Linked DNA regions of Mus musculus: regions 1, 2, 4 and 5 are each linked to region 3. Evidence: chromatin loops called from intact Hi-C (ENCODE). Cell type or tissue: heart. All regions are shown on one strand. Each heading gives the region's core, and the rest is flanking DNA. Links, peaks and the distances in the headings are about the cores only.

Region 1 (6,191 bases), core at 331-5,330, 150 kb after region 3:
GTGTGTGTGTGTGCATTTTTTCCCCTCAAAAAGCAAAATGCCTTAAGAAACATGTCACACATTTCAAATTACATTAAAAAACAAAGGGCAACCCTGAGATACATCCAGGCCACAGTGCGATGGAGGCTCATTAAGTAAAAGTACTGGCTGCTCTTTCAATGGTTCTCAGTTTAATTCCCAGCACCCATAATGCGGCTTGCAAGAGTCAAACTGCAGTCCTATAGTATCCAATGTCCTCTTCTGGTGTGCAGACAAAACACCCATATATAAAAAATAACATAAATAAACCTAAAACAAAAATAAGAATCCAAGCCACTAGCTAGCCGCTGTCCCTTGTAGGTGGTACAGAAATCCACAGGATTTAAATCAAAACAGCGCTGCAGGGCTCACAGGGGCCCCTTGTAGGCCTTGGAGTCACAGAGCGGCTACCTCTCCGGAACTCCGAGAGCCCCCACCGCCCTTCCCAGAGATCCAGCCCCCTACTCCCTCACCTGCACAAGCTCCCCATGCAGCTTCCGCTTCCTTTCTTCGTCCTGGCGCGGAGGGCACTGGGAGTTGTAGTCGACAGCATTTAAATAAGAAGAATGGCTAGCGACGTCTGCTTCCGCCGGAAATGCCAAATCCCCGGAAAACTCGCTAAAAGAGTTCCACGGGTCGCTGGGGATTGTAGTTTAATAATATGATTTACATCAAGACGTCACAACCATCTGGACTCTGCAGCCATCCCCAATACCTCATCCACCAGAGACCTTTCCCTCTTGCTGCCCCGAGGTATAAGGCATCATCTTTGCAGCCCTCCAAGGGCCATTAACTGTTTACATAACATCCAAAGAGGCAACCGTGTGGTTGTGGCGGATCTACAGAGTGAGTTCCAGGACAGCCAGGGCTACACAGAAACCCTGACTCGACAAAACAAAACAACCAAACAAATATCCACGAAGGCATTTCTCTCAGCACCTACCTCTTTGACAGTGAACATCCCTGTTAGCATTAGCATCTAAATCCACAGCCTCGCCATTTTAATCTGTTTCTCTCTTGCCTTGACATCTGCCAGCCTGTATCCTGAATTGGGTTTCTCCAAGAAGCAAAATCAAAACCATCCTTTTATCAATGTGAGGAGATGTATTGTGGAAATACGCTCACAGCCCTATGGGACCTGCTGCCTGTAAGCTGGAGAACCAGGGAAGCCCTTTGTGTTAAGAGCCCTTCCTTAGTCATTGGTTGCACTGGACTCTGAACAGGTTGGTGGTGCCCACCCAGGTTAGTAAGGAAGATCGTCCTGACTCAGATTTTTGTTTATTTACCAACTCTTATGTCTCCTGGCCCTCATAAGTAGACATATATAAATAACACATCCCATCTTTCCAGACTCTCCTACAATAGTCTTCCCAGGAAGCCTTCTCCAACAAACTTTAATCCCTAATTGCACCTAACTAGCCCCTCAGCACTGACTTCCAAAGCCATTCACACCCTGCTTTGTTCCTATCTAACTGGACATTTCACTGTGACTTTTCACTCAACTGGAATCTTCCATGGGTAGATATCTTCTGGGTCCCTTGCCTTCCCCAATACTCATGCCGGGGGAAGCCAGGGCTCTCATCACCAAAGCAAAGTCCCCAATGGGTGCTAGGGAAGAAGACCAGGGAACCCAGAACACAATGCCTTTCCCAAGACTGCTCTAGCATCCAGATAAAAGCAGTGGGTGCAGCTGTTGTGAGTAGTGACCATCCAGCATCAAGGTGAGGAATCACTCACCTGTATTCCATCGAGGCTGCCCCTTACTTGCTGAGCTGTAGTGCACAGCAGCCTTGTCCCTCTGGGTCTTGCCACTTTCTTTCTGTACGATTTGTCGCTCACCTCTTCCATGGCTTGCTTTCTGTCTCTAGGTGCCTCTATCTTCCCCTGGGCACACCTCAATATCTCTACTTCCTCTGCAATGAAGAAAAGTAAACTTCGTGAACAGGACTCTCTATCTCTGTTTTCTGCACATTTTCCTGTCTCCAAACAAACAAAACCTCACCATAGTGTTGTCTTGTTATTTAAGAATCCTAAGAGCCTGTTGAGACAGGAGGGCTGTATGTAACACCACAGCTCTGGGAGAGGAGGAAGGGGTATCAGAAATTCAGGAAGTTCCTCTGCTACATATCACATCCGAGGCCAGCCTGAGATAAGTGAAATCTTGTCTAAAAAAAGGAAAAGAGAAAAAAGAAGTTGGTGGAAGGATGCAAGGAATTAATTATAGACTTCATTTTCCGTTCAGATACCTGTGTCCCCCATAATTTTTTGGCTTACCCGATTCTTCCAGTGGGTTTTTGTTCCTGCTTCAGGGGTAGGGGTTGGTGGTAGTGGTGGTGGTAGTGGTAGTGTTTTGAAACAAGGTCTCATCTTGGCTGCCCTGGAACTCACTACCGAGACCAGACTGACCTCACAGAGATCTGCTTGACTTTATCTTCCAAGTGCTAGAATTGAAGTCCCATACGGGTCACCACCCCCAATTCAATTTATACCCCTCAGCATCTGCCTTCTCATGGAGCTCTGCTAAAGATTCTTAGAAACAAGACCCAGAGATGAAAGGTGAGCATAGCCCTTCCCTAGTCTCCTGACCCTCCAGAAGCTTCCAACGGACAGGCTGACAATGTCTGTTGGTCCTGTGAGATAAGGGGGACAGTAGATTCTGGCCGCAGCCAAGAAAGAGCTAGCAGGTGCGCTCTAAGCTGTGAAGGGGCCTCTGAGGCCCCACAGCCTCTACTCGCCTCCCGGGTGCAGAAGGGTTAACTTGCTTTCTTGTTTCCCTCGGGTTTCCGCAGGCTGCAGAGGCTGTGTTGGGCCACGAGCGCCATCTATCGGCCATTGAGGGAGCTAGCTTTGCTTCGCTAGGAATTCTAGGCCAGGCAGCCTTTCTCCTGCCAAGGGCTCCTGCTGCACAAAGCTTAAAATTGCCTATTGGATGAATGCAAGCCACGTTTTCCCCTCTCCGGGTACCAGGTGTCACCTGGCCACTTCCCTGGGGAACTCCAAAGGACTTTCTGGAGCTTTCTTTCCACACTCTAATCCCCTCTCTCACAGCCAGGTCAGAATGAAAGCTGGAATCAGGGCTTGATCTGCTGTCACGCTCTCAGCTTACTAATGGGGACGTCCAGGCAGGTTACTTCACTTCTCTGTGCCTCGGTTATCTCAGCTGTAAAATGGGACAATCCTTGAAATCTCTTTGTCTTTCGTGATAAATTAACTGGCAAAGTGCTTTATTAAGGCCTGTCCCAAAAGGGGCTGTGTGAAGGTTAGTCACACAGGTTGCTATGGCTACTGGCAGGCCTGAAAGAGGATGCTGGGCTGAACCCTCAACCTCCCGGCCAGACACAAAGGCACAGTACAGTACTAGCCAACTCATCCCTGGAAAGTCCATCAGAGACCACACCCTGCCTGAGTTAGGTGTGGGGACTGGGAGTTCAGTTTCCGAAGGTCGGGAGACTAAATGAAAAGTCAAAAAAAGGAAGGAGGACTGGGTATAACTCAGTGGTGAACTACAGATTAGCATGCACAAAGTCCTGGATTCTATTCAATTGTACACACACACACACACATGCACACACGAATGCAAGTGTGCATGTGCACACACACACTTGCAGTAAAAGGCAACAAGGAGGAATTAGCAGGCACATAAAATGCCCTTTTTGCTGGGTATGGTTTCATGCACCTATAATAACAGCACTAGAGACTGAGGGAGGAGGATCACAAGTTTGGCACCAGCCTGGGCTATAGAGCTAGACTGTGTTTTTAAAAAACACAGACAGAAAAGGGTGGCTCCGCAGGTAAAAGTGCCTGCTACTAAGCCTGATGACCTCAATTCAATCCCTAAAATCCACATGGTAGGAGAGAACTGACTCCTGAAAGCAGTCTTTTTTGCCTCTACAAAAGGTGATGATGGCACATGATTACACACTCATAAGTAAATAAATGTCAAACAGACACCAAACCCACAAAATGTGCTGTTTTGAAAAGGAGGAGGGCAGGCCCAGAATGTAGGGGAACCCAGGCCTCTGCACCCCAACAGTCTGTCCTTGACTCTGGCTCAGAACTCACAGAGGCTGATCAGCCTCCAAAGGCATCTGTTACAGGACTCTCCAGTTCTTCAGGAGTTTAACCTTCCTTGGGTTGCCTGGTGGATAGGAGACTAGAGTAGAGGAAGCTGCCTGCAGGCCAAGCCCCCAATTCCCACCTACCTCCAAGAATTGAGGAAGCAGGGCAGTTGAGTTCATATCAAGCCGTTTCCTTGCCTTTGGTCTCTGTGTTTACCTTCCTCTATCCTGCAGAAAAATGGGTACACCGATTTACCCAAAAAGTGAGAAGGTAGGAATGTGGGCCTCCGTTGGCTAAGGCTTTACCCTGACCCTCAATTCCAAGACCACAGAAGCCAAATTTTTGGGTCAAACCCCACTTAACTGGAGGCAGGTGGCAGCTTCCTAATCTTACAGCTCAGGTGTCCCCAGTCCCCTGGCTCTGGATGCCTTGAAACCCAGGAGAGGGGTGGGCAGCTAGAGAGCTGACACTGCTTACTTGGGAAGCAATTATCGGAGGAGCCATCAGCTCAGTGAGGCTCAGTTCTCACTAATCGGATTTCATCAGAGCCCCGGGCTGGGGGAGGGGGTACTGAGTAATTTGCCTTGATGCTATGGTAGGAGATGTCTGGGAGGGCAGGAGGCTGCATAATCTGTCTGAGTGGTGTTATAGTTGTCCAAAACAGTTACCCTGAATGGACCACACAGACATCAGACAGTGTTTGGGGTTGGGGGACTGATACCCAGGTCTTGGAGTGAGAAAAATGGATGCTAGATTTTGCAGCCTGAGAATATCTCCACAGTAGAGCTGAGCTGAGCAGTTAGGAAAGGAAGGCAGGTCAGCCTGGGAGGGAGGCACTAAGCCAAGCAGGAAGGCGCTCTGAGACCCTACATGCCACCTAACCGTCACCCAATCACCCTGCTTGTGTCCACAACCAGCCAGACACAAAGGAAGACTTGAGTCCTCCTGTGGTACTTGAAGGCCACACTTAATCCTGTTCTGTCACCAGCCTTCTTCCATAGCCTCCCTGTTCCCTTTTCTGCCCACATCATCCCAGTCCCATGTGGTGTCCTCCAACCCCTGCCTCCCCCACCCCACCCCACCCCGGAACACACAAATAATCCTCTCCTCACCTCTATAATCCACTCCACAGCTTACAGAACAGGGTTAAGCATGACAGCAAGAGCCGCTGATCTCTACTGAGTCTCCTCCCACACCCGGCACCACAGAAGTGCTTCTAGCTGGATTCACCTCCCTCTCAGCCCTCCCCATCCAGATTTGGCCTTTCTCATCTCCACTGCCACACCACTATTGTCTCTGGCCTGGAATTCTTTCCATTTTCCAAGCCCCCACCCCACTCCATTGGAAGGACTCCCCCCTCTCTCAGTCTGTACCAGGCTGGTGACCTTTGGAACCAATAGCTCAGTATATGTCTGTTAGTGCTTTAGGGCTCATGGCTCTGCCAGTGTGTGTGTGTTACTGGAGGGTGCAGCCTGCGTGTCTAGTATATAGAGAATCCCTGTGTGGTATTGAGGTGGTGCTAAGAGCGGAGCCCTGCCTTAGCAGGTTCCAGGTCCTAGGTTCTACCCTCAGCAACGAAGAAAGAAAATAGCAGAGTAGGCATGGTGGCTCACACCTGAGATCCAGAGATTGCAGAGAAAGGTGGGGTCAGGCGCATCAAGAACTCAAGGTCATCCTCAGCTAGTAGTGAGTTTGAATCGGGCTTGCTGTGTATGAGACATTGTGTCCAAAAAAAAAGCAAAGTAGCAGAGCAGATCTGGGAGGCTGGGAGGCTTAACTGCCATCTATGCTGGCTGTGGCGCCCAGCCTTCCCGGAGGGGGAACACTTCCTCCTAGGCTGACACCTCTTCACCTGTCAGTGGGGACACCAGGCACACTTCACAGGCCACAAGGACCTTCTGCTCCTTGCCCAGGGAGCCTCTCCCAACACTCAATACGTCCCTGTCACTGGGGCCCATCCTCTCTGGTCACATCTCTTGGGCAGAGTGGCCTTGAGAACTGCCCCACCCTCACCCCCTTGCAGCCAGGATGAAGCCCCAGGCACCCTGGGCACTAGGCGGAACCGGATGCAAACCCACCCCAGCCCTCGCCCAGAAGAGAGGACGCGGGAGCGT
Region 2 (6,191 bases), core at 417-5,416, 52 kb before region 3:
GTGTGGTGACAGAGAGAGAGAGAGAGAGAGAGAGAGAGAGAGAGAGAGAGAGAGACAGAGAGAGACAGAGAGAGACAGAGAGAGACAGAGAAACAGAGACATAGAGAGAGAGGGAGAGAGGGGGAAAGGGAGAGAGGGAGGAAGGAATGAGAGGAGAGAAAAGGAGAGAAGAAAGGGAAGGGTGTCTAGTCCCCAAGCAAACCCACCTTCATACTCCTTGGATGTCCAACCCCCCCTTGCTAGCAGGGGCACTCTGGGCTCAACCCCTTGGGGTAATCCCCTCCAGCCGCAACGCTGCCCTGGAACAAAAGATCGCAGTCTAGACGCCGCCATAAAGCGTCCCTGAGCCTCTAAACCCAGTTTCATTTCACCCTTAACGACCCAGTCTGGCCTGTGTTAGAAAATGCTTCCGTCCTAAACAGTAAACAAACCCCCAGTGGATGGTCTTGGCTCTTCCAACACACCCCAGGCGCCCCCACCCCATCATGCCTTTGCCCCACATTTTCCCTCCTTTCCTCCTGCCTTTCTCAGCTCCCCACCCCCACCCCCAAGTAAATAAACCAGAGGCCGAGTTCAAAGTTTCCTGGAGCTAAGGAGGAATGTTGGTTGTAAAAATCCAAGTTTATAGCGCACGTGGGAGTTTACAAGGGTATTAAGTGGTGTGGGCTGAGAGAGCTCTCTGGGCCCCACCCCCTTTCCACTGTGGGCTTTGGGGGTGCAGGGGAGTCAGGGGCGCTTGAAATGAGAAATTGGCTGAAAGTAGGCTTGGATTTGGAGTTTCTTTGTCACTCAGACCCTAGGTGGCTTGGGAAATGCAAAGCAGAGGTGCCTTGAAGGTGGGCCTCCCACCCCAACTCTGAGGGAAAGCCCCTGGGTTCAGGACTCCCAGAATGAAAGACTGGAAAGCTCTTCAAGGAGGCGGTGGGCTGGGGAGAAAGCACGAATGGCGGCGGCGGCGGCGGCAGCGCAGCCCAGGTGCCAGAGAGTGAAGAGAGCTGGAGTTACCCTGTACAGTTAACCTGAAGGGAAGGAACTACCTTGAGCCCATTTCTCGAGAAGCTGACAGAAGAGAGGACTTTGCTCAAGAAGGCAAAGGAAAAACTTTGAACTTCAAGGGAGTCAAGGGCACTGCCTCTTCCTCCCTCACCCCAATCCTCCCGCCCCTCATAGGAATCTGTAGTCAATTTCTTTCCAGGACAATATTCCCTGAAGTGGGTAGCCCTGGGGTTTTCCTGGTGCCCTGGGGATGGATAACGCTGTTTACTAAACCCTTCCTGCTCTGAGCTGGCCAGTATAGTGTGCACGCGACTACACTCTTTATTATTCATATAAACCTTTAGAAAAGGCAACGCCCTGGAAGTTTTTATAACTTTGTTTGGCATAAAATTTTTACAAGATTCTTCCCGCCCCCCTCCTTGAAGAAAAAAAAAGTTTAGTTTAGGTCTTGCCACGGGATAGAATTCTAGAGAAGGAGAGAAGGTTGAGCCCTGAGGCTTAATCATATCTGGAAAAAAAAAAAGTTAAAAAAAAAAAAGGGGGGCTTGAAAGTCAGGCCAATCCTTCTTGAGGTCTATTCAGGACCTGGTTTTGGAGACAGCCAGCTAACAGAAGCCACAGGCATTCAGGAAAGCCCTATCCACCATGCAAGTTGTACTCTTTCTAGATCCACAAAATTTGTAAAATGTCTGCAGTATGACAAGACTTCCCCCATCACATCATGTTCTGTTGCGGGAGGCTCTATTTCTCTGCATGTCTCTCTCTGTTTCTCTCCCTGTTTCTCTCTCTCTCTCTCTCTCTCTCTCTCTCTCTCTCTCTCTCTCTCTCTCTCTCTCTCTCTGTGTGTGTGTGTGTGTGTGTGTGTGTGTGTGTGTCTGTCTCTGTCTCTATCTGTCTGTCTGTCTATCTGTCTCTCTCTCCCTCCCTCCCTCCCTCCCCCCTTCCATCCATTTCTTGAAGTAGTGAAGTTCTATAATTCTGGCTCAAACTTTTAATTTTGGGGTGGAGACTTTTGCACACACACAGTCCTATCCCTGATCCCTGTGGGGTTTAAGGGGGAAAAAATCCAAATGCCAGGAAATTCTTGCCTAGAGGTTACAGTTGTTGCAGAATCAAAGGAGATGGCGGCAGGCAGGGCTACAGTCCTCCTGAGTCTTTTATAGAGAACAAAAGTACTTGTGTAGGGACATGGCCTTGAAATGCCAACTTACATATGACCCTTTGGACCTGCCCTCTACCCTCTCTGACAGAGCCTCACTCTCTCACTTTCCTATCGCCAGTGCTGAGAGCATAAATGAGCTAAACTTTAGTCTATGCAGTTTTCCAGTTCCGGCAGAACAAAGATAAGGGAAGTTCTCTCTAATTGTGGGTCTGGTGGACCAAGTTTCTTTAGTGTGATGAAATGAAGACATGGAGCCAGGCATTTCAAGGATCAAGGAGCCTTTGGCACTGACTGGGGGTGGGGTAGGGGGAGGTGTGCTTCTGAGTCGGCATTCCCATCCCTCTAATGGCGACTCTGAGGCCTGCCCACCTTTGCTGGCTGACTGTTCTACACTTCGCCTTGTGAGGAGCTGAGCCGAGCCTGAAGGCAGAAGGTCAACTCCAAGCCCGAGCAACTAGAATAAGAAGGATCCAACTTGTCATTTTCCTTCTCACATAACACAGCACAATAGAGAAAAATAAGAAAGCCTTGGGGGAGAGGAAGGAAAAGAAGAAGAAGAAGAAAACAAAGGATAAAGTTTATAATAAAAGAAAATGAAAATGAGGGAACAATAAATTAAAATCTTGAGGGGAAAATTACAAAGAAAAAAGAAGGAGAAAAATAGAAAAAGAAGAGAAAGCTGGAAAATGAAAAGGAAAGGAAAGGAAGAAAGAAAAGAAAAATAAAGACAACAACAACAAAACCAAAACAGACCTTCAAAAGGGAAATTTAGCTAGTGAAGGAGAATCCGGTTTTTTACCCTCAGGAGTAAAGAAGCCCAACCACAGTCGACACTGACTGGAAATCTGACCTATTGGAGTAACTCAGAAACAAACCATTAAAGTGGGGACCAGGGTCTTCCCCCAAGTCACCCTCCCCTTGGGCTCCTCCTCCCAATGCGTCTCTCTGGGGTGTGTGTGGTCTGGTTTCAATTCCATAAGTAAAGTTAAATAACTGGTCGGTTTCCGAAGAGCCGGGAAGCAGTCAGACTGACTAGGATAGCGAACTTTGGAATTCAAGGATCCAGGAAGCGCTTTGGGTAGAAGTTAATATTTGAGGCTGTATACTTGCAATTAAATGCAAGACGGACATGTGGATAGACCGGTATACTCCACAGCCTCTGGGTGCAAGTGTGTACGATGTCTAGATGTGAGAGCGAGTCCGCTGGCAGCCCTGCCTGCCAGAGTGGCAGCAGAATCCGAAGTAGAACAGAAGCCCCTTTATCCGTCCTCAGCCTCTCACCTCTTTACCTGCTTGAACCTTTCTTCCCTGGACCTCTGAGAATTCCACATTTTGCTTGGAGTTTCCCTGCTCTCAATTCAAGTGGGACAGGGCTTGGTGCTCTAGAAGAAAAGAGAATTGTTCCTTCAAGATTTGAGAAAAGAACGAGTAATCTCGGCATCCAGAACAAGGAGAAAAATCCCAAGAGTCAGTGATGTAATTTTGCTTTCCATTTTTTGCTTGAAGAGGTTTCAGCGTGCATATTTTAAAATTGCATTTAATTATTTTTATTCCACAAGGAGAGACACTCTTCCTCTCTCTCTCTTCATCTTCAGATGTTCCCAGGTCATCTTTAACCTCTCAGGGAAACTCCGACAATTTTCAGAGAAGAAAACAGGGTGCTTCTGGGCGATTTGAGGGCTTCAGCCGAAAAGATCCTAACCTTTATTCCTATCAATTCACTGGGATCCTCATGGCATCTGTCCCCGAAGAACTGTAGGGCCTTTCTGGAGTCAGCCAGGAACCCCTGAGCCCTCTTCTGCTCCCTTGCTCACAGACCCAAAAATATCAGAAGGCCTAGCTCAGCCGGACTGCCCTTCAGTGTCTGGACGCAGGGCGGGAAGAGTGAAAAAGCCCTGGGCTTTCTCTTAGGGAGGGGGTGGGATTTATTGAGAGATGGGCACAGCCTGAGCCCCACTTTGGCCTGCAGTCCCCGGAATTTTCACTTCCTCGAGTTGAGGTAAGAAGGAGGACTCTGGAGTGGGGCTTAAGTGCAAGGCTGTTTGCATTGGGGGAAGTTGAGGAGATTCCTAAGAAACAAAAACAAACAAACAAAAAATAAAACAAAACAAAAACCCCGGGGTGACTTTCACGACACAGACTTTCAACTGGGCCCCAATCCAGTTGACAAGGGTACCCTTTGGGTAAGGCCAGCGGGCGCCTGGCTGTGGCGGCAGACCCGGTGACTGAGGCGGCACGCATGCCTTTGAACGCCAGGCAGGGACAATAGGACGGAAGCTGCCTTTGCTCGTGGCCTCGGGAAAGGCGAGCCCAAGGGGGCAGGGCTAGAGACAGGACTTTCCTGGACCCACACAAGCGCTCTCTGTCCCGGCCCTCACTTTCACTTCTTCTTTCGTTTACCTCCATTAATACAGATCCCAAAGTCCTGGAAAAGCCAACAAGTTATTCGGTCGCGTCCGAGCAAGCTAGCGGGCTGTTGCTTAACAGCTCTGGGTTTTCGTTTATCTTGAGTAATTAGAGGCAAACATTTGTCCCAACGGGGGTCCCACTTAGGTTGATGAATTTGATTTCTTGTTTCATTAATGGGCCGTGTTTATCATACTTCTAATTATTTCAACTTTAAACACTATTCGTTCTTGTGAGGAAGTGGGAGTTGAAGCAGGAAGCATTTCTCCTGAGGGTATTATTTCCACTAATAATGTTAAGAATCCTGAAGCAACTCCATTGCCTCCCATAGCTGAGGTTGAAGGTGGGCTTGGAATAGGGGTCTGGTTTGTAGAGGAGACAGGCCCAGAATCTGAGTAACTTTGCTTCTCTCTTGATAGCTAGCCAGTTTCTGTCTTGTAGCATGTTGTTTGAGGACTTTTCTAGAATTTTCTGACTCTCAACACCTTCTTTCTGTCTGGGTTCAAATCCCACTGCCCCCTGTAAATCTCTTCCCGCAATGATTTCTACTTGGCCTTAACAGCACAGCCTAGATGGAGACAATGTTCTTTCCCCGGCTTCTAAGACTTCTATCGTTGAGATTAAAGCTGGAAAGTACCGAGGTAATACAGCACCTGGCTGTTATAGAAAGGACCCTCATGACCAGGATCCAAACCGAGGACATGGGCAGGATTTTGGGAAGACAGACTCCAGGGACAGGCACACCATGGAGGAAAATAAAAAGAGATGTGAAAGAGGGGGAGGGAGCCCCCCAAAGCCATATAATTCTCAATTGCTTTGGTCTTTAATTTCATTGTCCCATAAATGAGGAAATATCAGTTCCCATACTAAATTTTTATCCTCAGCTGATAAATATGACGGGAAATTTTCTTTGGGTCCTCGTAAAAGGGAACGGTTTCGATCAAACTCGTGGGGAAAGACTTATGCAGATAATACAAACAGAGTGGTCATAAAGTCTCGGCTGTTTCCCGCGGGATGGGCAGGGGGACAAATGGCTCCCTAGACTGACTGCTGCTGCGGACTGTCCCAAGTCTGGTCTGGGGCCTAAACAGCCTAACCTTGCCCTGAATAACACCCAGGCTGAAGCCAGGGCGACCTCTGCAAATGAAAACACAAAACTATTTCAAATCTCCCCTGCTGGCCACACACTCCACAGATTCCCCACCCCCGGAATTAAGGCACCCCTGGGTCTTCTTCTCCGCCCCTGGTTGGGGGAAATCAGGGCAATTCTTTCCTTAGTTATCTTCCATCCTAGCTGGCTAGGGCCTCCAGGAATCGGTTCAGCTTCTTCACTCATCCACTCCAGGGAGCTCGGCCCTGGAGTCCTTTCCCAGCCAGGCTCTGGTCTTTCGGGGGAAAATGGAAAGCCCACAGCCTCTGCCCAGGGAAAAATGCGGAGCTACCGGAAAGACAAGTTATTCTCCGGATTCCGTTTCCTGAGGAAGGGGTGGAGAGTTTAGTTCGCTTTGGAAGAAAAGTGATGGAGAACTATTTCAAACACACATCCCTCCTAACCTCCCGGCCTCCCGTACGATTCCCCTTTAGCAAGCACGCAAAAAAATAGACCGCTCCTCTTCTTTAAAAAAAT
Region 3 (6,191 bases), core at 626-5,625:
TTCAACCGCTACCTAACTCGGCGCCGGCGCATCGAGATCGCCAATGCTCTGTGCCTGACCGAGCGACAGATCAAAATCTGGTTCCAGAACCGCCGCATGAAGTGGAAAAAAGAATCTAATCTCACGTCCACACTCTCAGGGGGTGGCGGAGGGGCAACCGCCGACAGCCTGGGAGGAAAAGAGGAAAAGCGAGAAGAGACAGAAGAAGAGAAGCAGAAAGAGTGACCAGGACTGTCCTTGCACCCCTCTCTTCTCCCTTGCTCATCCCAGCTCCCCGAATCACACACTCTGTATTTATCTCTGGCACAATGATGTGTTGTGACTTCCTAAAACAAAACAGGGAGTCAGACGTGGACCTAAAAGTCAGCTTTGGACCCCCTCCCTCACTGCACAACTCTTCACTCGTCTCTTCCTCTAGCTCCCTCGCTAGCTTCTTCCTGGCTTGTCTGCAGGCCCCTTCCCTCGCCTAGGCCTAGGAGACCTGAACCTCGCTTCAGACTCCTCAGATGTCTCTCCAAGTGAGCCCTAGGCTCCCTCCCCACCCCCGACGCCCTTCACCCCCGCCCTCCGGCGCAGAGAGCTGGCTCCAGGGCCTGGGGCCTCCACTCGGGGGCCTCAGGGCCCGGCCTGACAGCCGGAGGGCAGGAGGCCTCAGGAGGGCGCGCCTTGGCCCTGCAACAACCCCCAGGGCCTCTCCCCAGTCCCTGCCCGGTCCCTCTGCCCCAGCAAATGCCCAGTCCAGGCAAATTGTATTTAAAGATTCCTGGGGGTCATTATGGCATATTTCGAACTGTGACCGTTTCTGTGTGAATATTTCTAGCTGTATTTGTGGTCTCTGTATTTATATTTATGTTTAGCACCGTCAGTGTTCCTATCTCATTTAAAAAAGGATTTAAAAAAAAAAGAGGGAAAATAACAAAAAGAGAAAAAAAGTGAATGACGTTTGTTTAGCCAGTAGGAGAAAATAAATAAAGAAATAACCCCCTACGTGTTATCCTCCTGTATAAATCCGACCTCTGGATCCGTTCTCGAATATTTAATAAAACTGATATTATTTTTAAAAGTTTATAATCCGCCTGTCTGCTCTTTCTCCCGCCCGCTGGCTTGCCAGCAGAGCTCTCGCGCGGCCTGCAGCTTGCAAAGCCCCCAGCCCTCCGCACTCGCCTGCCCTGCAGCCAGGCGCTGAGCCTCTGTCTCCGGGTTCTCCTGACCGAGATGGGGTTCTGAGAGGCCTCTGGGACCCTCCCTACACGGAACAGCACACACCCCGGAAAAGAAAAAGAGGAAAGGGGCCGCCTGGACTTTCGCTGGGGGCGGGGAAGCTTGAGTGAGCCGGGTTGGGCTCCAAGCCCCACGCGGGCCTTTCTTCCTGCCTGTAGCAGCCAGGGATCTTCGGCTTCTGAGCCCTGAGCCCAAAATGCAAGAAAAGGAGCCTGATCCGAGCACTAGGGTCGCTCCCACCCACTGCCAGCAGAATGGGGAGAAGGAGAACTAGCAAGCATGCCTCCAGCCCGCCAGGCCGGCTGTTGTGAAACCTGGCTGAGGCTCCCTGGCAATCCAAGGACCTCAGGAGTCCGTCCGCAGAGACTGAGCGATCCAAGGACGACTGGAAAGAGAAAGACTGGAAACTGAGTTCTGGCCTGTTCTGAGACTCCTGACCCGCCAGACAAAAGTCCTTCTTCCTTACAGCCCAGCCTATCTGGTTCCTGCCTCTTCTCTCCTCAAACCTGGCGCATGAGGGGCACAGTAGGACCCTAACCCTTTTTCAGATCCAGCCTTCTTTCCCCAAGGCTCAGCATAGAAACCTGAGTGGGCCTAGGGGAAGAAGTGTGGGTGGGAGGTCTCCCGGAGGGGGAAAAATCGGTCTGAGTTTTCCAGACTCTCCAGGTCCCTGCCACCGCCCCCCTCCTCCAGATCCTCGGCCAGCGGGGGTTGGGGGGAGAGTTCTGGCAGAGACTGAGAGTTCCTCAGTTCCTGAGGAAATGTGGGCAGTAAAGAGTAGGGTCTGGGACTAAGAAAGGGGATAGGACCCAAAGGTTGAAGAAACCCTGGCCAAAGACTGTGTCTGGGTTGCCCGACTCCCTGCCTGCCCACCCACCTCCCCATGAGCCTTCTATCTTGAAACCTGGGCTAAGAGCTTACCTCTAAAAGAACAAAAGCAGACTTTTATCTCTGCCTTGCTCATAATATTTGTGGAGGTTTCAATCTTGCCCCTCTATGCTCTTGGGGGTCATCTGAAATATCTGGCATTCTCATGGTACCACATGAAGACCACACAGAGCTGTAGAAGGGCCCTCCAGTTCATTGTGTCTAGTTACATGCATAGGAATGTTGCCTCTTGCAACATGTTAGGGTTCCTAACATTGTGAAGTCTACCCAAGTTCACCTGGCCCCTCACCTCCAGTCACATCCCAGAGAGTACCTAGGACTCTCAGCCTCAGGACCTGTCTGCTGCTTCTGCTCATTCAGGAACCCTCTCTCCTCTTGGGTATCCTGCCTACCTCCCAGAGGTTAATTTTTCCAAGCATACAAGACAAGCTTCTCTTTATCAAAACTGAGTTCAATCCTCCCAAGCAAGAGACCTTGACCTTTAGTTTAGGTAACCCAAGATATGTCCTCCTGGCTCTCCACGCTGGGCTTTAGCTACCCCAACTCTCTTTCTCAGTCATCATTGAAGTTTGGAAGGCTCTGGAGGTAGGGAACTGGCACTATTCGTTTCAAAAACCACCGGTGTAATTCATAAATAAGGCCTCATCCTTTCTCAATTTTAAGCAGAATTTTAAAGACAAGCTCAATGGGTTAGTTTGTCCAACAAGCAACAACTTCTCCACAAACTGACTGCTAGAAGGCCAAGCGATGCTACAAGATGAAATTCCTCCGAGTCGGCACCAGGTGTCGCTGTGAGCTCGTTGTCCCGACTACCCCCCAATTCCAAGAACCATTTTTTTTTCCTCCCCCTTGCTTCTCTTTCTCTTTCATCCCCCCCCCCCCAACCCCCGGGCTTTGCCAACATATCAAGATGCGTTTCGCCGGCTTCCATCACTAACCTCCCGGAGGTCATCAAGCCAAATTTATGAGTGGCCGCTCCAGTCACGTGACTCTATTTAAGGCTCCCTTATTTGGGAAGAGCGCATAGGATAAAGAAAGAGATATCTCCACCTATAAATTGTGCACTTTGGAGAACAAAAACCCCCTCAACTTCAAAGAGTCACAAATCACCCTTAATCAAAAAGGGTGCAGAAATTTTTTTTGGGCCCTCCCCGCCATGAGCTCCTACGTAGCCAATTCATTCTATAAGCAGAGCCCCAATATCCCTGCCTATAACATGCAAACTTGTGGGAACTATGGATCGGCCTCAGAGGTGCAGGCATCCAGGTACTGCTACGGCGGATTGGACTTAAGCATCACTTTCCCACCGCCTGCGCCTTCCAACTCTCTCCACGGGGTAGACATGGCTGCCAACCCCCGGGCTCACCCCGACCGCCCCGCCTGCAGCGCCGCGGCCGCTCCGGGACACGCTCTGGGCAGAGACGAAGCGGCTCCTCTGAACCCTGGGATGTACAGTCAGAAGGCGGCTCGCCCGGCGCTGGAGGAGCGAGCTAAGAGCAGTGGGGAGATCAAAGAGGAGCAGGCGCAGACAGGGCAGCCTGCCGGACTGAGCCAGCCACCGGCCCCGCCACAGATTTACCCGTGGATGACCAAACTGCACATGAGCCACGGTAAACTTTAGGACTTCATTTTGCGCGCTCGGGTCCGCCTGGGTTTTATAGGCCATGCGGGGCAAATAAAGAAAAAAAACCTGCGGCCATAAATTTTACGATCCAGGCATCAATGGCTCGTAAAACTGTCCACTAAAAGGCTTAGAGGCTGTGTGCGCCCAAATTTACGACGACATAATTGGATCATAGGAACAAAACGTGTATAAAAGGCAATATTCAATTTTGGGGGGAGAGGGAGGGAGTTAAAAAAATAGAGGGATCTGAAGGGTGAGGAGCATGGGGCTCCAGAGTGGGGATCCCCCCGCGGCTCCCTCCCTCCCTCCCCTGCGGAGCCGGCTCGGCCAGTGCTCGCGGCTCCGGAGGATTCCAGCGACTCGGGAGGGGCGGGAGGGGGGTCCCCGGTGCTCGGATCTCGAGGGTGCTTATTGTTCGGTCCGAGCCTGGGTCTCCCTCTTCCCCCCATCCCCCCTCAGCCCCTCCGGCCGCAGAGTGAAGGCGGCGGTGGAAAGTTTCCTGCCCAGGCGGAGGCGCTTCTCCCGGGACCGGGCCTGCCCGCCTGCGGCCCTTCTGGCCTGTCCCACCGCGCTCACCTCTACTCCCTCCGACCACGGGTGGGGCCTGGGACTAGGGTGGGACGTTGGAGTGCTGCACGCTATTCATCCCTCCCTGGTTTGGGGGAATTTATGTTCCAGAGACGGATGGCAAGCGGTCCCGAACCAGTTACACGCGCTACCAGACCCTGGAACTCGAGAAAGAATTCCATTTTAACCGCTACCTCACTCGCCGCAGGCGCATAGAGATTGCCAACAACTTGTGTCTCAACGAGAGACAGATCAAGATCTGGTTCCAGAACCGCAGGATGAAGTGGAAGAAAGATTCCAAAATGAAGAGCAAAGAAGCTCTTTAGAGGAAGCAGGGAGCCCTCAGAGAGCACCCCGGTCTGCTGTGGTCCCTGCGCCCTTCCTTTTCGGTTTTCCTCCTTCTAGATTTTGAGGCGGAGGCTAGAGCACTGGCTCCGGGCCTCCCAGACAAAAGCGCATTTCTTTGGCATTCCGAATCCCCATCGACCCAGGGTTCCGCAGGACCGCCTGCACTGCCTGTCTTGCCTCAGCTCAGCTGAGCACCCCAGGCCCGGGGCACATTCTTGTAGGGCGGGTACTGGATAAGTCTCAGCCTGGGCTGCCTCTCTCGGCTCCGAGCCCTAGTTCAGCTAGCCTGAGTTAAGGTGAGACAGACTGACTGTAACCCCTTCTCCCCGACCTCCGCCTCACCCTCTTCTTTGTTCCTGCCTAGGCTGACCAGCCTGCTGAAGGCTGGTTGTGCCAGGCAGAGGCTATGACTAGCTAGAATCGGGGTGCTTTCAACTAACCTTTGTAACTTCTAAACTGTCTTTGCTCATTAATTATTTGCATATGAAAGAGGGAGATAAGTGAAAGTGGGCCTGTAACCCCGGAGGTTGTCCTATGCTCTCTATACCTTCCAATCCCCTTCCCAAAGCCCGGGAACTTCCCTAGCCTGGCTTGCTGCATGCACTCTCAGGTTCACAGTTCCAGCCTGCTAGCTAGCTCAACTATTGGGGTCTCTTGTCTTTGGACCCTAGCAAGTTGTTCTTTGAGGCTTTTTGCTATCCTATATATCTTGCCATGACTTTCTCACCTTCCTGCCCCATTGCAGTTGCCCAACTATTTATTGACTCCAAGCCCTTCCTGAAACTATATTTTGTCATATCAAATAAAGCCAGAAAAAGAACAGGACTAAAGATTCAATTACTTCTGTCTGTTTAGGGCATGCATTGAATTGATGTGTCTAAATAGGCTCTGAGATGTATTGGGAGGCCCAGTCTTTAAACCATCCCTTAAAAAATATTTTTAAACACCTTTAGGAGCAGCAAGAATAGGGAACAATGGAACTGAGTTCTTTTCTTGATTCATGGTTCCAAGAAGGGCCTCTGGGGTGAAGGGGAGTACACTTGAGGACTCCTGTACTGTTGTTTCCACTTGCTGTGTGTGTCTAAGTTACCCAGACTTTTCTATATCCTATTCTCAACGTTGGCTAAAACAACTTGAGACTTGAAGCTTCTAGACTGTAGTCTGTACTTTATGCCAGAGAATAGTAGCTCTGTGGCTCCACTGACTTAGATTCAGGCTCTTCTGGGTCTAGGTCATCCTTGTAGGTCCTTTCTGACATAGAAGAAAGGTTGAGTCCTCTGTCTAGATGCCAGAAGGATTCGCAGCAATAGTAGGTGCTGCTTGGTAAAGAGGTGTTGGGGAAGGAGAAATGGCCACGGTTTGAGATGTTCTTCAGCCTTCTAAGATATGGGATGGGGCAAGGGGGACTAAGGAGACAGTGAATGCAACCTGCAGTGTGTGCCTGCCTTAGAGAAAACATACAGACTGCTCCCTGTCTTCTAGGGTCTAAGCCAATGAAGGACAGTTAACTGGAATAAGAGCTGTATAGATCAGTGTGGGAGCC
Region 4 (6,191 bases), core at 764-5,763, 110 kb after region 3:
TCCTGATGAGCTGCCAGAGCCCCTACCATTCAGCCCCTGGCAGAGCTAGGAAGTGACAAGGACCCAGTCAAGAACAGGTTGCCTTCCATGCTCCCCCTGTTAATGCTCCCCCTGTTAATGTTAAAGCCAGTGCCCATGGATAAAGGGATCCCGAAAATGGAGTCATTCTACTTCAGAGCCGGAGTAAGCCGGCCCCACACACCGAGCTCATCCTCCTCCACCCTACAGCCACCAGGATTCAGGGTACTTTGCACAAGCTATGTCATCTGCTTATTTGGAGCTCCAGAGCTCATTGGTAGAGACTTTTTTACCATGTTTGAGGCCATAGAGACAAAAAAGGAGAAGTGGGGAATGAGAGAAATAAATGGAGCATAGTAGCGCATACTTGTAATCCTAGCCCTTGGGATGGCTGAGACAGGAAGATCCATCACCACAAGATTGTCAGGAGTTCAAGGCCTGCCTGGACAATACCACGGGATCCTGTCTCAAAAGAAAAGAAGAGATAGAAAAGAGAAAATAAAAATAAACAGGAGATTGAAAGGAGTGCAGAAATGAGAGAAACTTTCTTGTGCATTTACTACAAGCGTGGTTGGACTGAAGTACTGCAGTCTGTCCTTCTGGGATCCAATGAAAACCTTCCAAGCTCTACGTTATATTACACTCATGGGCACTAACAAGATCATAAATGCTGAACATTCACTGTGTGCCTCTGGCAGTGGATGGGACTTTGCTCAGGGAAAGAGAGGAGAGAGCTGTCTATGTCACTGGGCTTGTACCCCAAATAGCACATTAACTCATAGAGGGCCATGTTGTAAATATCAGAGGCTCCAAAACTTTAGTAGAACCCTATCACCTTGGCCAGGCAGTGATGGCACATAACTTTAATCCCAGCACTCAGGAGGCAGAGGCAGGCAGATCTCTGTGAGTTTAAGGCCAGCTTGGTCTACAGAGCAAGTTCCAAGACAGCCAGGACTACACAGAGAATCTCTGTCTCAAAAAAAAGGAAAAGAAAGAAAGGAAGGAAGGAAAGAAGGAAGGAAGGAAGGAAGGAAGGAAGGAAGAAAGAAAGGAAGAAAGAAAGAGAAAGAAAGAAAGAAAGAAAGAAAGAAAGAAAGAAAGAAAGAAAGAAAGAAAGAAAGAAAGAAAGAAAGGGAAGGGAGGGAGGGACAGAGAGAGAAAAAGAAAAGAAAAGAAAAGAAAGGAAAAGAAAAGAAAAGGGAAGGGAAGGGAAGGGAAGGGAAGGGAAGGGAAGGGAAGGGAAGGGAAGGGAAGAAGAAAGGGACCTTATCACCTGCCCTCATGCCCATCCAGACATATGATCACGTGTGAATCACAAGTCAGTAAGGTAGACAGAAGAAAGAACTCCCCTGGAACATCAATGCTGAACAGTAAATCAGACTGGAACGATTCTCTTCTTGGAAGGCAATGAACCAGGAAAACCTCACCTTGCTGGACCAGAAGTAATGTAAGGCTTCTGCTACACTAAGGGGGATGGCTGGGAAGACCCTTTTAACATCTTCTGGGACAAGGAGGAGAGGCAGAGACTCTAGCCAAGGCCTGATGGGGAGGGAACCCAGAGAGGGACTGAGAGGAGAGGGAGGGCTGGAGGAGGTGGGGAGGAAAGCTGGAGAGATGAATGGTCTTGGCAGGACTGATGGCCAGAGCCAGGATGGATGGATGGTGGCGGAGGTTTGTTTACTGGCAGCCCCCAGCCCGCTGCTGCCCAGGGAGAGCAATGGTGGCTGGCACATCAGAGGGCTCTTAGAGAAGCTCGCTGGGATGATTTAGATGGGAATGAATCAGCTCCATATGGATTAAGTGTCCCAGCAAATCTCAGGACCTTACAGATGAGGGGACGGGGCAAGGGCACCGGAGGGAGGGGCACCCAACAAGAGGAAGCCCGAGCTTGGAACCGCAGAAGGTTGCCTTGGTGGGTGCAGCAGGGCAGCCTGCCTCGGACACAGCTCTCTTTTCCCTGCGTGGCACCGGGCCTCAGAGAAAGACCATTTCCTGTACAGTAACTAACTGGTCTTCCCTTGTCCTTTCTGTCGTTTTAAAAAAAGATTTGCTTATTTATGTTATGTATATGAGTACACTGTTGCTCTAAGGACATGGGATCCTGTAACAGGTTACAGATGGTTGTGAGCCACCATGTGGTTGCTGGGAACTCAGGAGAGCAGTCAGCGCTCTTAACTACCGAGCCATCTCTCCAGCCCCCTTCTTTCTGTCTTAATCTTCACATATCTTCTCTCTCATATCCATTTTTCTATCCCTCTAATTACCTGGCTCTCTTCTTCCATACTCCCAACAGGGTCTCTGCCATTGTTTCTTTCCCTAGAGACTTAAATAGCTTGAGGGGCCTGCCTGGTCTCTGTTCACCCTGATCTCAGTGCCACCTTTCCACCTTGCCAGGCCTTGTATGGCCCTCCTTCCAGTTCCATGCCCTGTGCTGGTCTCTTGTGAGTCCTTAGGTTCCACAGTGACAGAGGACCAGGACAGTATAGCTTGAAAAGTGACATTCTAGCTGCAGGGTGTTTATTCTCTTCCTCAGGCTTGGAAGGACAGTGGTGTTCACTGGCTAACCTCAAGTTGAGTTACTTACACACCGTACTCCCAGGCCATGGGGGTGATAGGTTGTGCAAGGTCCATCTCCCTAAGCCCCTCACGGGGATCCTCTGTTATAAAGCCAACTGCCTTGTGGACAATCTGGAGTCAAAGCATGGGGTAGTCTCATATGACGATTGGTTGAAATATCACAGCCTCCCCCTCCCCCATTGGTGATCTATGGGCTGTGTGCCCTGTAAAAATTATTTATCGGGGCCTCAGAGTGTCCTGATTTAGTGCATCTGCCTCTGGGGCCGAGAGGCCTGCCTGTCGGCTGGAGCCTAAGCGTTAAACGACGCTAAAAAGTTAAACGGCCAACGTTGGGGGCTCACTCAAGGAGGCACCATAAAGCTGTCGGAGCTGCTTAAATCAGGAATGAGGATTCCCCCGAACATCTTCTCTCCATATGCTGCAAACCAAGAAGCCTCTCCTTGCTCCCCAGCATGAACAGCCCATACAGGGCAGGCTTGCTTGAGTAGATATTTCCCTCCAGGGTCTCCTAACAGGAGCCTAGAGCAGACGAGGTCATGGTACCCAGTCACCTCCGGCTGGGGCAGTTTGGGGAGGGGGCTCTCCTTCATGAGATAACAGTCTTAAAGACTCTCATAGAAGACAACGAAGATAAAGGTGCAGCCTTTCCCCAGGGGCTGGCCTTGTCAGGGTTCTCTCTTGAGCTTGTCTGTCTGTCTGTCTGTCTGTCTGTTTTCAAGACTGGGCTTCTGTATGTAGCCCTGGCTGTCCCAGAACTCATTATGCAGATTAGGCTGTCCTTGAACCCAGATATCTGCCTGCCTTTGCCTCCCTAGTGCTGGGATTAAAGCTATACCACAGCCCCAGCAAGCTTGTCTTGACTTAATCTGCATTTCTGTGAATGAAACCCTCAGGAACTCCAAGTCCTCCACTTGGGTTTGAAGAGAGTTCTGTCCAAGCCAGGCTGTGCCCTCTGACCTCGTGTGCACCCCCCACACCCACACCTACTTTCATGACTCCTTGAGAGACACAGCCTGTCCTTTCAGTGTGTCTGTCCCTTTACTAGGGCACCTCTGAGTGCCAGCATACACTCGAGCCTGGCAGCTGGTTCTCAGCTGAACTCCAGTCCATGCTGCCACCACCCGGCCACTGCCAGGCAGCAGAGAAGGTAGGTCTCCACGGGCTGTCTATCATGCCTACTTTCAGCAGCAATAAAATGTGCCTCTTAAAACCTCCACTCTAGTCCCTAATATTTGCCTGGCCATATATCTCCAGTGATATACGGGCAGAAATTGCTCATAAACAGCTATAAAACCTCATGGAGCTGGGGAGGAGGCACAGAGCCCAGGCTGCAGGAAGATCGGAAGTGGTTCAGCTTCCAATCTTCCTATGCCCTAAAATTAACCCCGTATCCCGGTGCTGCATGGAGAGAGGTGACCCAAAGGAAGATCATGAACCCTTCCTTCCCCCCAGGCTTCATCTGGCTGCTCATGGGATGTGCTGTGTGACCTTGGGCAAGTCACCCAGCTCCTCTGTGCTATGCTTTCTATCATGAGGATATCAGCTGCCTAAGCCCCTCAAGAAGTAGTTGTGAGGATCAGAAGAGGAGGACTCATGCATACTATTAAAGAAATTTAGTAGGACACAGGAATTGTCCCAAGACAGGTTCAAAAGCTGGATACAATCATGCTTACCTTGTAACACCCTGACCTGTAACTATTGCTGTTGTCCTGCTGCAGGGGTAAAACCTGGGCCCCTGAGAAGTGTGCACAGGGAATCGGTGTCTGAGAACTGACTCCAAAGGCTGATCCTTGCCCTTCCCATCTGTTAGAGTGAAATCCTGGAGGGCAGGGGGGTTGAAGGGGACCTTCTTTCCTGGGACTCACTTCTCCCCATCACCCAGATGACAGCTTCCAAAGTATAAGGTGCTTTGAGGGAAGCGCAGCTCCTCTCAGCAGAGACTAGCCAGGAGAATTCTTTGTGGGAGGATTACCGACCACAGCAACTGGTTCCAGCATCCTTGGTCCAAGTCCCCCACCACACATTCACACACAAGCCAGCCACCAGCTGTTCCTCTGTTCTCTACCCTCCCCCTCCATCATTGCCAGAATACCCATTCCTTGGCAGATTCCAGCCACACACACACACACACACACACACACACACACACACACACACACCAATAGACAGACTCTTTCACAGCATCCTTGTAAGAGCCTCTGTCTGCCCAGTCTGGTCAGTCTACCTTCTCTCCTCCCCTAGAGTTCCCCCAGCCCCTGACTTCTCCTTCCCTTTAACATGGCCCTGGAATCTCTATGCAAGACCCTCCTACCTTAGCTATCTCCTGTGACTGCCAGCCCTGCCTCTCTTTCTCAGTATCGCCCCGGCTCCCAATGTTCTGGCTTCTGGGACACTTAGCCCTGGCCCTTCCTAATGTCCCTCTAGTTTCTAGCCTGCCCTTCAGAACTCCCAGATACTGCCTCACCCTTTGTCCTTTGTCATGTTCTTGGGTCTTGCTTTAAAAGGCCACAGCTCACCCCACAATCTTGCACAAAAGAAACAGCTGCAGAAGAGTCCCCTGTTTGCTTGGGTCCATGATAAAAGTCTCTCATCTCTGAAAGTTTGAGATCTCGCAGGAGAAGGGTCTATAGCAGTAAGAGATAGCTAGGAGGCTTAGAGTGAAGGACAGAGGTGTCCAGGAGAAAGGGACAAGGAGGTTGCAGGCACCCTGGCCCTGCTCCAGTCTGCCTTGATATTGGAGTCTAAACCATGGTCCACAGCTTCATCTGTTGGCAGTGAGGGTCTGGAAATAGAGAGAGGCAAGTCAGGGCCAACAGTAAGAAGGCCATCATTGTGCCCCGCACCTCCCCTTCCCGGGTGGCTCCCACCCCCAACCCCACTTTTCTTTAAGTTTCCAAATCAACCTTCCTGCAATAATAATGATAAAGCAGGAAGCTGGGCCAGAGGACAGTGCAGATTTTTCTTCTTGACACGGAGTTTCCGATTAAAGGCAGAGGGACATAAATCCTCCTGCGTAATTGCTGTGCTCCGGCTCAAAGCCACTTGGGGGGGGGGCTCCCACCCCCTCGGCACCCCCCTCTCCATCCTGAGTGGCTGGGGAAGGGGGAAGGGAATGTAGCCTTGGTGTACAGGCTGTGCAAGGGGTGGGCTACATGCCCATTTTCCTGCCAGGGGTCTGGTCTAGAAAGACTGAGATCCGTAGTCATGTAAAAGCCTCTGGTTCTCCCACCAAGGAGCCCTTGCCCTTCCCTAGAGTCCTCGGAGACTCCTGGAACTTACGACCTCTCCCACACTGGTAAGGACCTTGAATTCTATAAATTATCATAGGAGATTGATTCAGGAGAAACTGAGGCCTCTTGAATGAACTGGTTGGTGGCAGACCTAATGTTGGACTGCTGTCCTAGCTATATTAATATTTGCTCTGTCACGTGAAGGGAGGAGCTGACAGTGTTTGTATATATTAAATCTCAGGCCCAAGTAGCTTCCTGTAGAGTAATTTTCATACAGACAAACACACACACACACTGAGAGAGCGCTTTTTTAATAAAATCAGGACTATCGCATGCGTTTATCTCCTCTTTACAAACAAGGAGGAA
Region 5 (6,191 bases), core at 377-5,376, 120 kb after region 3:
TGGGGTACCAGGGAGTGAAGCAGACATGTTGGGCTCTGCTGGTCCAGGTATCTCACCCCGACATGCCTCAGTCCTGAGCCTGTAACTCCACCCTAGCTACAGCCCAAAACAGCACTCCATAAAACACACATTGCTTTAATTTTCCTTTGAAGGGGCAATTTAGCAGGCCACCTGCAAGCCCTTGGGAGAGTTAAGGAGATCTATCTTGTTTTCTCCAAGTGCCCTCCCCAAAGTGGATTCCTGAGGTCAAAGTTCACAGGTAACTATTGAGGAGGAAGAGTGTTTGGAATAAGCATAGTGTTTGCTGAGAGTGGAGAACAGAAGTATTTTTAAATTTATATGAAGGAAAAGAGAGAAAGCAGGAGAAAGCCAGGCCCAGCCAACAATGAGGAACACACAAATGCTGTGTGACTCAGCCTGGATCTTTTCCCTCTCTGGGTCTCCTGTAAGCAAATATCTCATAAAGTAAGAAATGTGTGACTCAGCTCCAGCCTCTGGGGCCCTCACACCTACTCAAGATGAGATTCTCTGATATTCATGCTCACAGCCAAACTTTACTTACAGAGCCCTGGCATTTTCCTTTTTGGGATCTTGCCAGGACTCACTAAGAGCAATTTCAGCCCCCAGCAACCACAGACCCTCCTCTGCCCTCAACTTCACCCCCTGGGTTCTTCTGCCTGTCTTCAAAGGTGGATTTTATTAGGCTGCTGGGAGGAGGGAGCCACCACCCTTCCTTAACTTTTTTTTTCCCAGGGATTTTCCCATGGCCTTTCTCTTCTTCTCTCTAGAGCAGGACTGAGGGGCAGCCGCTCCTTGGTCTCTGGATATATCCAAGATCCTTAGGGACCACAAGAGAGTGGGAGATGTAAGGGACAGGACCCTAGGGTGCCTTGCACAGGTACTGACTCCCCTTCAGCTCCCTGCAAGGAACATCTCCTGTCGGTAAGGTATGTGAAGCTCAGAAGTTTGGGGGTACTCTCTGCAGCCTCCACCAACTCCTCTCCCAGGGGTGATGTGGGAAAATGAGGGCTAGTCAGAAGCAGAAATGTAGGATGGGGGTCTCATTCACTCAGGAGCCCTCCCCCTTCTTCACACTTTGGAAGAGTTTTTCTGGTCTCTTAGAATTCCAGCCTCAGTATTCTCAGAGTAGGGTGATAAAACAAGGAGCCTGTTCTCAGGCTAAGAAGGGCTCCAGAGGTCAGGGTCGGGGATGGAAGGCAGGATATCTTGGCTGTGGGCCGGAAGACAGAAGTATGGGAACCCAGGGTGATGGGAAACTCCGGTCCCTGAGGTAGCAGCAGCAGCAGACCTCACCAGGGGCGCCCACTGGAAACTTGCCAAGCTTCTGCAGCCCCGGCATCCCAGTGGGGACCTGAGAAGGCCTGATGCCAAGTCACAGGGCTGGTTCTAAGGGATGGAAGGGCAGATTCTCCCCCAGCAGTTGTCAAGGGGAAGAGAAACAGAATAGAGCCCACACGAGGGGATTGAGAGGACCAGACAAACCTCAAATAGTGGAGTCTTGTAGTACTCTGTGTGTTAAGCTCCCCCTTTTGTCTGTCTGCTTTTTGCAATACTCTACATAGTCCTAGCTGTCCTGGAACTCAGTATGTAGATCAAAGTGACCTCAAATTCACAGAGCTCCCCCTGCCTCTGCTTCCCAAGTGCTGGAATTAAAGGCATGCACCACCAAGCCTAGTTTAGTTCTCAACCTTTTAAATATAAATAAATTGAAAATATAAGCAATAAGAAAGTGTCCTCATTTCATGCGGATATGCCTAGAATTCACACTCACCTACTTTCTCTGGATCTATAACCCGCCCAACTCAATTTCAACACCATCCATGGCTTACCACTTAACCTTCCCTCTAGGAAGTGGCTGTGTGTCAGTCTGCCGCTGGGCCTGTCTCTAGTCTTACCACCATGGATACACAGAATCTCAGAACAGGGAGGCCCCAGCACCTCATGGTACAACTACAAAGCTGACCAGAGAAACTGCTTGCTCGGGGATCACAGAGCTAGAAAGAAGCAGAGCAGGGACTTGAACGAGTTCATTGGTGTGCTCTCCTCTGTAGTCAGGCTCTCAGCCAGTTATACACATAGATGCCAGGCACCATGGTAGGCCAGGGAAGTGGAAATTAATAGGAGCCCTGCTTCTGAGGCTCAGCAAGGAGAGGGAACTATTCCACATCAACTTCCAAAAGAACATACCCTCTCCAAATGCAAAGCACCAATTCCTAAGAACAGTCAAAAGGCATGCATAAAGCCCAGCGCTGCATGAACCAGGTGTGGTGATAAACACATGTAACCCTGAAACTTGGGGAATAAGAGCAGGACAGGAGTTTAAGGTTATCCTAAGTCATATATTAAGTTCAAGGCCAGCCTGGGGCTACATGAGACCCTTTCAAACAAACAAACAAATAAACAAACCGGTGTCAAGTATATCGACATGCTTCTGTAATCCCAGCACTCAAGAGGGAGGGAAGTAGATCAGGAGTTCATGGCCAGTCTGGGTTGCACAGCAAGACCTTGCCTTAAAAATGGGACCTGAGAGAGCTAAGCATAGTGGAGCATGCTTTAGCCCCAGCACTTGAGAGGCAGAGCCAAGTGGATCTCTGTGAGTTTAAATCTAGCATGATTTATACATTGATTCACGGGACAGCCAGGGCTAGAGAGGGGTTAGAGAGGTGGCTTTGCAGTCAAGAGCAGTTGCTGCTCTTCCAGAGGACCCAGATTCTATTCCCAGTAACCTCATAGAAGCTCACAACCATTTGTAATTCCAGTTTCAGAGGATCATGTGCCCTCTTCTGGCCTCTCTAGGTACTACATGTTACACAGACAAGCAGAAAAAACATCCACATATAAAGTAAGAAGAAATATTTTTTAAAGGTGGAAATAGCCTGAGAAATAACACCAAATGCTTCCTCTACCCTGTCCTTATGCCTCCTGGAAGAGACAGGCACAAACCAGCAGCTATTGAGTGGCACTTTGACCACTCAGGCAGAGGCAATGCAAATATAAATAATTAGTCTTCATTGGAGACTTCATCTTTGTATGTGATAAGGCTGGAGGCAAGTTGGGACTAGATCAGAGAAAGCTGTGAATTCCAGCTGGAAGTCAACTATTTTTCATCGGAACTGGGGAATTACAGAAGGTTTCTATCCGGTGTGAAAGAGAGTCTCATGCAACAGGATTAGAGCTCTGCCCTGGAAGCAGCTCACAAATCAGACAGAATGCCTGTGAGAAAATGTGAAGCAACAAGAATGTTGGTGTGATACTGTCTCTGGAGGTGAGTGTGTGCTCTCACATGCAGATACATGCACACATAAGCCTGGTGATCTAAGAAAGCCTGCTTCCAACCAAACTACCCCAACCCGCTGTAGTGGGGAGGTGATGGACTTCCCTTCCCCCTTTGCCTCCTCATCTTCCTAGATACCTGGCTGGGCAAGAATGCAGCCACCACCCTTCCCTACCACCACCACCACACCACCACTACCACCCCCCACCACCCCCATCTTCCCTCCCCCATGTCCCCAGGCACCTTGTGTATCCAGGCTCTCCCTCAGCCTCCTGCTCTAACTCCAGTCTGCTTCTGCAGTTACTTCCGCAGACACATACACAGCCAGGAACAAAGTGAGCATCTCCCCCACCGGGCAATGCTCCGAAATCTAATGCCAGTAGTGGCTGACACCACCTCAGCATGAGATGGAGACTGACCATCCTTCAGTCTGATGATGACCTCCAAAAAGTAGTGAAGAGTCCAGTACTTCATGAGGTGGAAGGACATTGCTGATGAAGGCAGGACAACTGAGGGGACTGTGTCAACTCTGAGGTGGGGACATGACTGAAAAGATATAAGTAGAGTTGGGGAACTATCCAGAAGAGAAATCAGTGGGGGACATGAGTGACTGACCTCCTGCCCAACCCCCCTCCACTCCTCACTGAAGTCAGGGAGACCCACTGGCATGGTTTAAATCTGAAATGTCCCTTACAGGCACACATTTCAAATGCTCAGTTGCCCAGCTAGTAGTGTTACTTTGGGAAGCTTGGAACCTTTAGAAGGTAAGCCTAGCCAGGGATGCCAAGATGGCCTAGTCGGTGAAGCACTCAACCCACACACATGTGGGGGACCTAAGATCAATCCCCAGAAGCTAAGTAAAAAGCCAGGTGTGGTGGCACACACTTGCCATCTCAGCAATGGGAACACGGAGAGAGAAGGATGCTATGGCTAGGTCACTGGCAACCTCCGACCAGTGAGATCCTGTCTCAAAGAGATAAAGCCACTAGAAGCTGACCTCTCACCTCCATATGCAGATACACTCACGTGCACCATGCACCAACAGATATGCACCTGCACATGTGCGAATGCAAACGCATGCACAGAGGGTGGACCTACCTGGTTGAGATAGGTCACAAGGGAAAGATATTGGATGTTTATACCCAGCCACCGGTTCCTCTTTGCTTCCTGCTCTGCTGTGACATGAAGGACATCTACCAAGCCCCTCCTCCCACCCCTCCCACTGTGAACTAAGCTGATTCACCAGGCTTTCCTCACCATGATGGATTAGACCACGAGTCAAAATAAATCTTCCTTTCAGCCGATTGTCAGGTACTGTGGTCACGAGAACAGTATCATACCTCCATGCTGGACAGCTGGTTTCTTCCACCTTTTTTTTTTTTTTTTTTTGAGACCTGGTTGCCCAGGTGCTTAGGTTAGTCCTTATCCTTTCTCCTTCACCCCAAAGATAGGTAACTGCAAATAGTGAATCCTGGGTGGGGTAGTCATCACTGAGCTGTATCAGTTAGCAGTGATTAGCAGTTATCATATCTGCCTCACCATAGCCTCTACCACCCCAGAGAACAGACACAGGTTGGGTACCAGCTCTTCACTCACCCTTCCCCAGTCTCCCAGGATTCTCACTTAGGAGATAACAGGAGCTCAGAAGCAGCAAGCCTCGTGGAGGTCCCATATCCCCCATTTCAGTCTGCTTGGTCCTCAAGCTCTGGACATGGAGAATTGCTGAATACATGCTTTTTGACCCTTAAGACCTTGGTGCCCCTGGGGGAAGTCAGCAGGAGCTTTACCATCTTTTCAATCCTGGGGTCTGTCTTCCCTCCCCAAGTCAACCCAGACCAGAGCCTCTGGCATCAGCATATGACAGGCCCCCTTCTCAAACAGCCAGCATCACCCACTCCTCCCTTCCAAACAAAAGGAGGGCATGAGGAAAAGCCTGGGACTTTTCCTCATGCCCTCCTGCTCCAACTCCAGACTATCTACAGCTGAGGCCTGTGGGTGACCTGCTGGGTAAGAGAAGGAGATCCACCTCCTCAGAAGTGCCACCATGCTCCTAGTCCCTCACGTCTGCCTTTTTTTTTTTTTCAAATGTGCCTTATCCCTGATTATACCAGGCATTTCTCTGTAACACCTCTCCTTGATCTTGCCCTCTGTGGGAAGGACACGAGGAAGAGGCCATTTATTTTTTAAGTCCTATGCCAATATACCAGGTCGCCAGCACTGTTGTCTCCGACAAGCTTTCATACTACCAGCCTTGCAGAATAGCTCCCCTCATTTCATACCCCTGACTGATGCCCCTGCAACCCCATCACCAGGGGCACTGGGGGAAACACCTGCCTCTAGCTCAGGATGGCAGCCCTGGCCCCCAGAGGGGAAGCTGCCTCACACAGCCCAGCCCCCAGTCCTTGTTCTAGAAGGAGGTAATTAGGAGCCGTGCAGTCCTTGTCCCCCAACAGGTACAGCTAAGCAGCAGCATCCATCATCAGGGGCAGCTGCCAGAGATGGGAAGAGTCACATGACTGGGAGGGACCAATAGGAGCGTGAGGGGAGGCCTCAGAGCTAGGGATTGGCTGGGCTGAAGCAGGAGAGTTGAGGGCTGTTGGGGATAACCTAAGAATGACCTTGTAGGGACTCTAGTGCCCCTGGCGCTACCCTGTCTCCCAAGACATCCTTCCATCTGCCTCCAGCTCCTCATCTGAGGCCCACCTCCCTGGCGCTCTAGCATTTTCTCCTGCCCTTACACGTCATTGATTTAGGCCCATCATTTTTCTCTTTTTAAAGGACAATGGCCTCTTGTATCTTTACCTAGTCTGAATGAGATGAAGACAGTTTTCTGGCCAGAGTAGATGGGTGCTGATACCTAAGGTAGAAGCTGAACTGAGGAAATCCCAATACAAGT

The links. A loop is a pair of places that touch in the nucleus more often than their neighbours do. Peaks named below come from ENCODE experiments on the same cell type or tissue, not always from the same donor. Only the 100,000 strongest peaks of a DNase experiment are listed, where the experiment ranks them.
Region 1: it touches region 3 in a loop (7-fold over the local background); 25 of 42 quality-filtered maps call a loop at or near these places.
Region 2: a loop joins it to region 3, with 1.9 times the contacts of the local background. A loop is called at or near these places in 3 of 42 quality-filtered maps.
Region 4: it touches region 3 in a loop (9-fold over the local background); 17 of 42 quality-filtered maps call a loop at or near these places.
Region 5: a loop joins it to region 3, with 3 times the contacts of the local background. A loop is called at or near these places in 17 of 42 quality-filtered maps.

Annotation. Positions count from the first base shown.
Region 1 is chr15:103,162,781-103,168,971 of GRCm38, forward strand. Smug1 (single-strand selective monofunctional uracil DNA glycosylase) reads right to left here and starts at 504. Exons shown (of 6, transcript NM_027885.3): 1 at 492-504. In heart, for the core only: a CTCF peak has its summit at 2,847 (motif pointing left); DNase peaks (open chromatin) are centred at 551 and 2,821; H3K4me3 peaks cover 903 bases; H3K27ac peaks cover 979 bases; H3K27me3 peaks cover 2,756 bases.
Region 2 is chr15:102,959,441-102,965,631 of GRCm38, forward strand. No RefSeq gene overlaps it. Among named protein-coding and RNA genes, the nearest start is that of Hoxc10, 4.3 kb to the right of the region's middle. RefSeq lists an enhancer at 1-1,652. In heart, for the core only: no CTCF peak of the experiment used is centred there; no DNase peak of the experiment used is centred there; H3K27me3 peaks cover 4,762 bases.
Region 3 is chr15:103,010,817-103,017,007 of GRCm38, forward strand. It overlaps Hoxc6 (homeobox C6), which reads left to right. Exons shown (of 2, transcript NM_010465.2): 2 at 1-1,065. The coding sequence ends at 225. Hoxc5 (homeobox C5) reads left to right here and starts at 3,192. Exons shown (of 2, transcript NM_175730.5): 1 at 3,192-3,719; 2 at 4,412-6,191. The coding sequence starts at 3,266. The coding sequence ends at 4,626. Mir615 (microRNA 615) reads left to right here and starts at 4,094; the gene lies at 4,094-4,185. In heart, for the core only: a CTCF peak has its summit at 2,863 (motif pointing right); no DNase peak of the experiment used is centred there; H3K4me3 peaks cover 2,707 bases; H3K27me3 peaks cover 4,795 bases.
Region 4 is chr15:103,117,916-103,124,106 of GRCm38, forward strand. It overlaps D930007P13Rik (Riken cDNA D930007P13 gene), which reads right to left. Exons shown (of 7, transcript NR_045743.1): 7 at 5,155-5,377. Among named protein-coding and RNA genes, the nearest start is that of Gm28876, 17 kb to the left of the region's middle. In heart, for the core only: a CTCF peak has its summit at 3,721; a DNase peak (open chromatin) is centred at 3,686; H3K27me3 peaks cover 4,717 bases.
Region 5 is chr15:103,128,153-103,134,343 of GRCm38, forward strand. All of the region lies in intron 3 of D930007P13Rik (Riken cDNA D930007P13 gene), which reads right to left. Among named protein-coding and RNA genes, the nearest start is that of D930007P13Rik, 16 kb to the right of the region's middle. In heart, for the core only: a CTCF peak has its summit at 2,806 (motif pointing left); no DNase peak of the experiment used is centred there; H3K27me3 peaks cover 4,731 bases.